Regions from separate parts of the Homo sapiens genome. Here region 1 is linked to region 2. A link is a contact called in ENCODE Hi-C or POLR2A ChIA-PET data. All regions are on one chromosome and are shown on one strand. The core of a region is the stretch at or near the end of the contact, and the rest is flanking DNA. Distances in the headings are between cores, read along the strand shown.

What was found. A loop is a pair of places that touch in the nucleus more often than their neighbours do. ChIA-PET counts read pairs that join two places held with the same protein, here RNA polymerase II (POLR2A). Pooled maps may share reads with other maps.
Region 1: a loop to region 2 is called in a map with no recorded cell type, with 4 times the contacts of the local background. The contact joins the promoter of LINC01238 here to the promoter of DUSP28 in region 2. A Hi-C loop is called at or near these places in 1 of 37 single-sample maps with no recorded cell type and 4 of 50 pooled maps. POLR2A ChIA-PET finds 5 or more read pairs at or near these places in 1 of 52 experiments (activated B cell).

The regions. Positions count from the first base shown.
Region 1 is chr2:241,969,348-241,972,195 of GRCh38, forward strand. It overlaps LINC01238 (long intergenic non-protein coding RNA 1238), which reads left to right and starts at 1,336. Exons shown (of 6, transcript NR_110592.1): 1 at 1,336-1,934; 2 at 2,028-2,146; 3 at 2,338-2,428; 4 at 2,766-2,822. All of the region lies in intron 3 of LINC01237 (long intergenic non-protein coding RNA 1237), which reads left to right.
Region 2 is chr2:240,558,917-240,561,616 of GRCh38, forward strand. It overlaps DUSP28 (dual specificity phosphatase 28), which reads left to right and starts at 1,441. Exons shown (of 2, transcript NM_001370465.2): 1 at 1,441-2,161; 2 at 2,414-2,700. The coding sequence starts at 1,769. The coding sequence ends at 2,551. It also overlaps a transcript of ANKMY1 not described here. RefSeq lists silencers at 1,290-1,699, 1,880-1,929 and enhancers at 2,026-2,167, 2,200-2,269, 2,300-2,659.

The DNA of each region.
Region 1 (2,848 bases), core at 86-2,585, 1.4 Mb after region 2:
GGATGATGATGGAGTGTGGGGTTGATGATGGGTGATGGAGTGTGGGGTTGATGATGGGTGATGGAGTGTGGGGATGATGTTGGGTGATGAAGTGCGGGGATGATGATGGAGTGTGGTGATGATGACAGGTGACGGAGTCTGGGGTTGATGACGGGGCGTGGGGTTGATGATGGAGTGTGGGGATGATGATGGGTATGGAGTGTGGGGATGATGATGGATATGGAGTGTGGGGTTGATGACGGGTGATACAGTGTGGGGATGTGATGGGTGATGGAGTGTGGGGATGATGATGGGTATGGAGTGTGGGATTGATGACGGGTGATGGAGTGTGGGGATGATGATGGGTAATGAAGTGTGGGGATGATGATGGAGTGTGGTGATGATGACAGGTGACGGAGTGTGGGGTTGATGACGGGGCGTGGGGTTGATGATGGAGTGTGGGGATGATGACGGGTGACCGAGTGTGGGGTTGATGACGGGGCGTGGGGTTGATGATGGGGTGTGGGGATGATGACGGGGCATGGGGTTGATGACGGGGCGTGGGGCTGTTGATGGGGTTTGGGGTTGATGACGGGGTGTGTGGTTGATGACGGGGTATGGGGTTGATGATGGGGCGTAGGGTTGATGATGGGGTGTGGGGTTGATGATGGGGCATGGGGTTGATGACGGGGCCTGGGGTTGATGACGGGGTGTGGGGTTGATGACGTGGTGTGGGGTTGATGACGGAGTATGGGGTTGATGATGGGGTGTGGAGTTGATGACGGGGTGTGGGGTTGATGACGGGGCATGTGTGGGGTCGATGATGGGGTGTGGGGTTGATGATGGGGTGTGGGGTTGATGAAGGGGCGTGGGGTTTATGACGGAGCTTGGGGCTGATGATGGGGTGTGGGGCTGATGATGGGGTGTGGGGCTGATGATGGGGCATGGGGTTTATGATGGGGTGTGGGATTAATGACGGAGTGTGGCGTTGATGATGAGGCGTGGGGTTTATGACAGAGCGTGGGGTCAATGACAGGGTGTGGGGTTGATGACGGGGTGTGGGGTTGATGACGGGGCATGGGGTTTATGACAGCTTGTGTCAGACGAAGCCACATCAACTCATTCTGAGCACCCCTTTCCTCAAAACATAAGGATGAGCATGACCAAAATCTCAAGACATTTTTCCTAAGTCCTTAAGACGGATGAACTTCTACAGGTAAGTAGGTAGATTAATAAACAGAGGTAAGGAATGTTGGCATGAAGAAGCTCCCTAGGCTGCTGTGTGGCTGAAGCTCTGACTGGTCATGCTGGTTAAGGATGCGTCTGAGCAAGATCGGTCGCTGACAGGTAGGTGTGTAGAAAATAACCTATATGTGGTGGTCCATTTTCAGTTCTAAGTGCCTTCATATAGGTTTAAGCAGGCTATGTGGAAATAGAGAAATAAAGAAGCAGAAATGTACTGAGTCACCACCCTGCCCTCCTTCCTGCTTTCCCTTTCACCCAGCGGCCACGTGCCTATCAGTAGGAGCCCCCTCAACTACCCTCTCCTCACCCCACCAAAGAATTTAGTTTAGGCTAGCTTGCAACATAAATAATTATACCCTTTCTTATCAGCTACGTGCAGCCACCAGGGCCATAGTCAAATGTTTGAAGAGTCCTGAGACAGTTGCAATGCATGGTGGGCTGCAATAAAATGCAGCAGAAAGATCCTAAAGAACAGACTTGAAATCTTAATCCAACGACCAATAGGTGATGTCCAGGAAGATCGTAACCCCATTTACTCAGTCAATGAGGAACTGGGGGAGGGACCTGCGCACTAGGGGATAAATTGCTTGTTGAAACTCTGCTGGGGGTGGCTGCATGCCAGCCAGACACCCAGTCTTGCAAGACTGTCATTGAAAATCTCCGTTTTGCTGTTCTCCGGGTCTCTGCGTCCAGTCTTTGTGTTTGGACGGGTGAGTTTGTTTCTCACAGGTGCGACTCTGTCTCTATTTGCATCAGGTTCAGTTTCTTCCTGGTTGACCTTGTGGGTGTGAATGTTGTCACAGACCTGCCGGGCCATCTTTCTGCAAGAAGATAAAGGAAGACCAGGAGTGCCTGCCGAACTCCTATGGAGGAAGTCTAGGAGAGGAAGGGGTAGGACCAAGGGCACTGCTGTGGGCTGAAGGTTTGCGTCCCCCCAAATCCTTACGTTGAAATCCTAAACCCCAGTGGGATGGTGTTTGGAGATGGGACCTTTGGGACGTGATTAGGTCATGGGGTGGAGCCCCATGAGGGGATTAGTGCCCTTGTAAGAAGAAACACCAGAACCAGCCTCTTCTCTCTCTACTCACCACCCTTCCTCTCTGCTAAGGACAGGGAGGAAGATGGTGTCTGCAAACCAGGAAGCAGCCTTGCCAGACACAGGATTGGCCACAACCTTGACCCCAGACTTCCAGCCTCCAGAACTGTGAGAAATAAATGTCCATATTGACTAGGGGCACAGGGCATGGGGGAACTGGTTCCAGACCTGCCTCCTGGGAAGTTGGGAGGGGGCATTTCAACCTGTTAATTTCTCAAATTATGTAGTCATTCAAAAAGAAATAGAAACACTTCATTAACTTTGTGATTGCCAAATTATTGATCAATTCTCATAGAAAGTTATAACATTTCCCCTTTTGGTACATTTCTGTTAAAAAGAAGGTTGTCTTTCCAGCCTTATGTTTTGTAGTTTAATTTGCTCACATTCATTATAATCCATTATTTAATACATTTTTCTTCCATTTGATCATATTACTTGCTGATAGGAAGGACTGAGTTCATTTTCAGCGTGTCTGGCTTTTCCATTTCTGTGGCCTGGGAAGGTGGGTGGCTACATCATCATCCATGG
Region 2 (2,700 bases), core at 191-2,690:
GCACTCTAATATTTTCATGTAGTCTATTATTTCTCTAAAAACTAAAATGCTGATCATGACCCACAGAATTGATTTCACAACCCACATTAGTTGTGAATTACAACTTGCTAAGGAGTCAGAACCAACATGTAGAAACCCTCTGTTCTTAGCAAGCACATTCTGGTTACACTGTGGGGGACTAGCACCAAGTCCAGGAGACAGAGGCTGGCCCAGACTAAGTGTGGCAATGAGATGCAGAGACACTTAGGATGAATTGGTTCCCAATCCATTACCTCAATGGAGTGGGAGCATGATGGTTCAAGTAGCAGGCTTTGGAGCAGAAAACCCACCTCAACCATCCTCCAACCGTAAAGGGTGATGATGATTCATGAAACAGTCCAGGAGGAGGAGGGACTTCAGGTTTTGTTTGATTCATTTCAGTGGCCCAACAGTGGCATCAAGGACCTTGGCTCTCCCATCTCCTCTGCTTTCACCCAAGGCTGGCTTCCCCTTATGGCCATGAGAGAACAGAGGAGCCTTCCAAAGTGCTCTCTCCTTCATGGGTTATTAGACACCAAGCTCATTCCCAGAGCAGTCACGGGAGTGTGGCCTTCACTTTTGGCCAGAGACAGAGCCAACTCCTAGAAAGCGGAGGGAGACAGTGTCCCAACCTAATCAATGGCTCCCATGAACGCCAGGGAAAAAAAGGGAATTCCACTCCTCCATCCTAGGAAAGTTGGAGTCCTTCCTTAGGGTGGAGGAAGTGGGAAACAGATGCTGATAAGACCTCCACGGAGGTGATGTCTGGAGCTGCAACCAGGGAAGACCTGGCTGCAGACATATTTGAGTCTTTAGCTCAAGAGTGAACCCCAGGCTGCAATAAAGATCTGACAGTTACCAATGCTAGAAGGCTGATGGACAAAGCAATGACGATAACCCAGAGAGAGACTGTATGCAACTGAAACTTCAATTGCTAAATGTCTGTAGGGCTGTTGAGACAGTTGCTTTTCAGTGTATCCATTGCCTGAAAATTACCAGATGTCAGAAAAATTGAAGGAGTCTTAAATGGCAATTTCATGGACATTAAGTGATATTAAATTTTTTAAAGTTACAATGCTGACCCCAATAAATTACTTAGAAACAGCAAAAGGAATAGTGTGGTCTATGAAGAAGTGATGAAAATAGAAATTAGTTTTATTTTATGAGCCATGTGTTATAATACATAGAAAAAAATGCACCAATTACAAAGCGGGCCACAAAAAGGAATAAACGTAAAGCCGACAACGCAGTCACTAGGGAAAGGGTGAAGACACGGGAACCACGCAGCCCGCCGTCCACGTGCACCGGGTAGCCACGGGGCCCTAGCCGAACGACGCGGACGCGAAGTGGGCGGGCCCGGCCAAGCCACGCCTCCGCGCCAGACGCCGCAGTAGAGCGGGCAGGGCGCTGCGCCCAAGAGCCACAGACGCAAGCCCAGTGCCACAGGCCGCGGGGGCGGGGAGGACGGCGCCCGGGGACAGAGAACATGGGACGCAGAGCGGTCCAAGGCCCCGGCGCCCTGGTGAGGCCCAAACCTCCCGCCATGCCCCGGCCCCAACGAGACCCAAGCCCCCTGTCCCGGCCCAGCGCCCGCGGGGGACCCAAGCCCCAGCCTGGTCCACCTCGGAGGCCTCTAGGACCCGGGGGCGCCCGGCGGCCCGCCCGGCTCCCACAAATAGACTCCTGGGCGGGCGCCTGAGCCCCCAAAATAGATCCTCAGGGCCCAAAAGCAGACTCTTCGGCGGGCGCCATGGGACCGGCAGAAGCTGGGCGCCGCGGGGCCGCCTCGCCCGTACCTCCACCGTTGGTGCGCGTCGCGCCCTCACTCTTCCTCGGGAGCGCGCGAGCCGCGGGCGCGGAGGAGCAGCTGGCGCGCGCGGGAGTCACGCTGTGCGTCAACGTCTCCCGCCAGCAGCCCGGCCCGCGCGCGCCCGGCGTGGCAGAGCTGCGCGTGCCCGTGTTCGACGACCCGGCTGAGGACCTGCTGGCGCACCTGGAGCCCACGTGCGCCGCCATGGAGGCCGCGGTGCGCGCCGGCGGCGCCTGCCTAGTCTACTGCAAGAACGGCCGCAGCCGCTCGGCCGCCGTCTGCACCGCGTACCTCATGCGGCACCGCGGCCTCAGCCTGGCGAAGGCCTTCCAGGTGGGCGGGCCTTTAGGGGGGCGGTGTTTCGAGAGGGGCGTGTCTTCCGGGGACGAGTTTTCCGGGCGGGGCCGGCTTCGGGATTGGGACAGGCACTTCCGGGAGGGGCGGGTCTCTCTCGTGAGGGCGGGCTTAGGGAAGCAGAGAGGCACTTCCGGGTTGGGCGGGGCCCACTCTTACAGCTGGGCCCGCCTTGGCCCCTGCTGGCCATTAGCGCGACTTGGGGTTATTCAGTACACTTCTTGTTTGCAGATGGTGAAGAGCGCTCGCCCGGTAGCAGAACCGAACCCGGGCTTCTGGTCTCAGCTCCAGAAGTATGAGGAGGCCCTCCAGGCCCAGTCCTGCCTGCAGGGAGAGCCCCCAGCCTTAGGGTTGGGCCCTGAGGCTTGAAGCTTGAAGGCCTGCTGCCTGGAGGAAGGATGTCCCTGCACTGATACAGAAGGCTGGTCTTTACCCTTCTTCCTCACTGTCATATCGAGTTTTCCTTTGTGTGTGTGTGTGTGAAACATAGTGCTTTTAATTTTATATTTCCGGCTGAG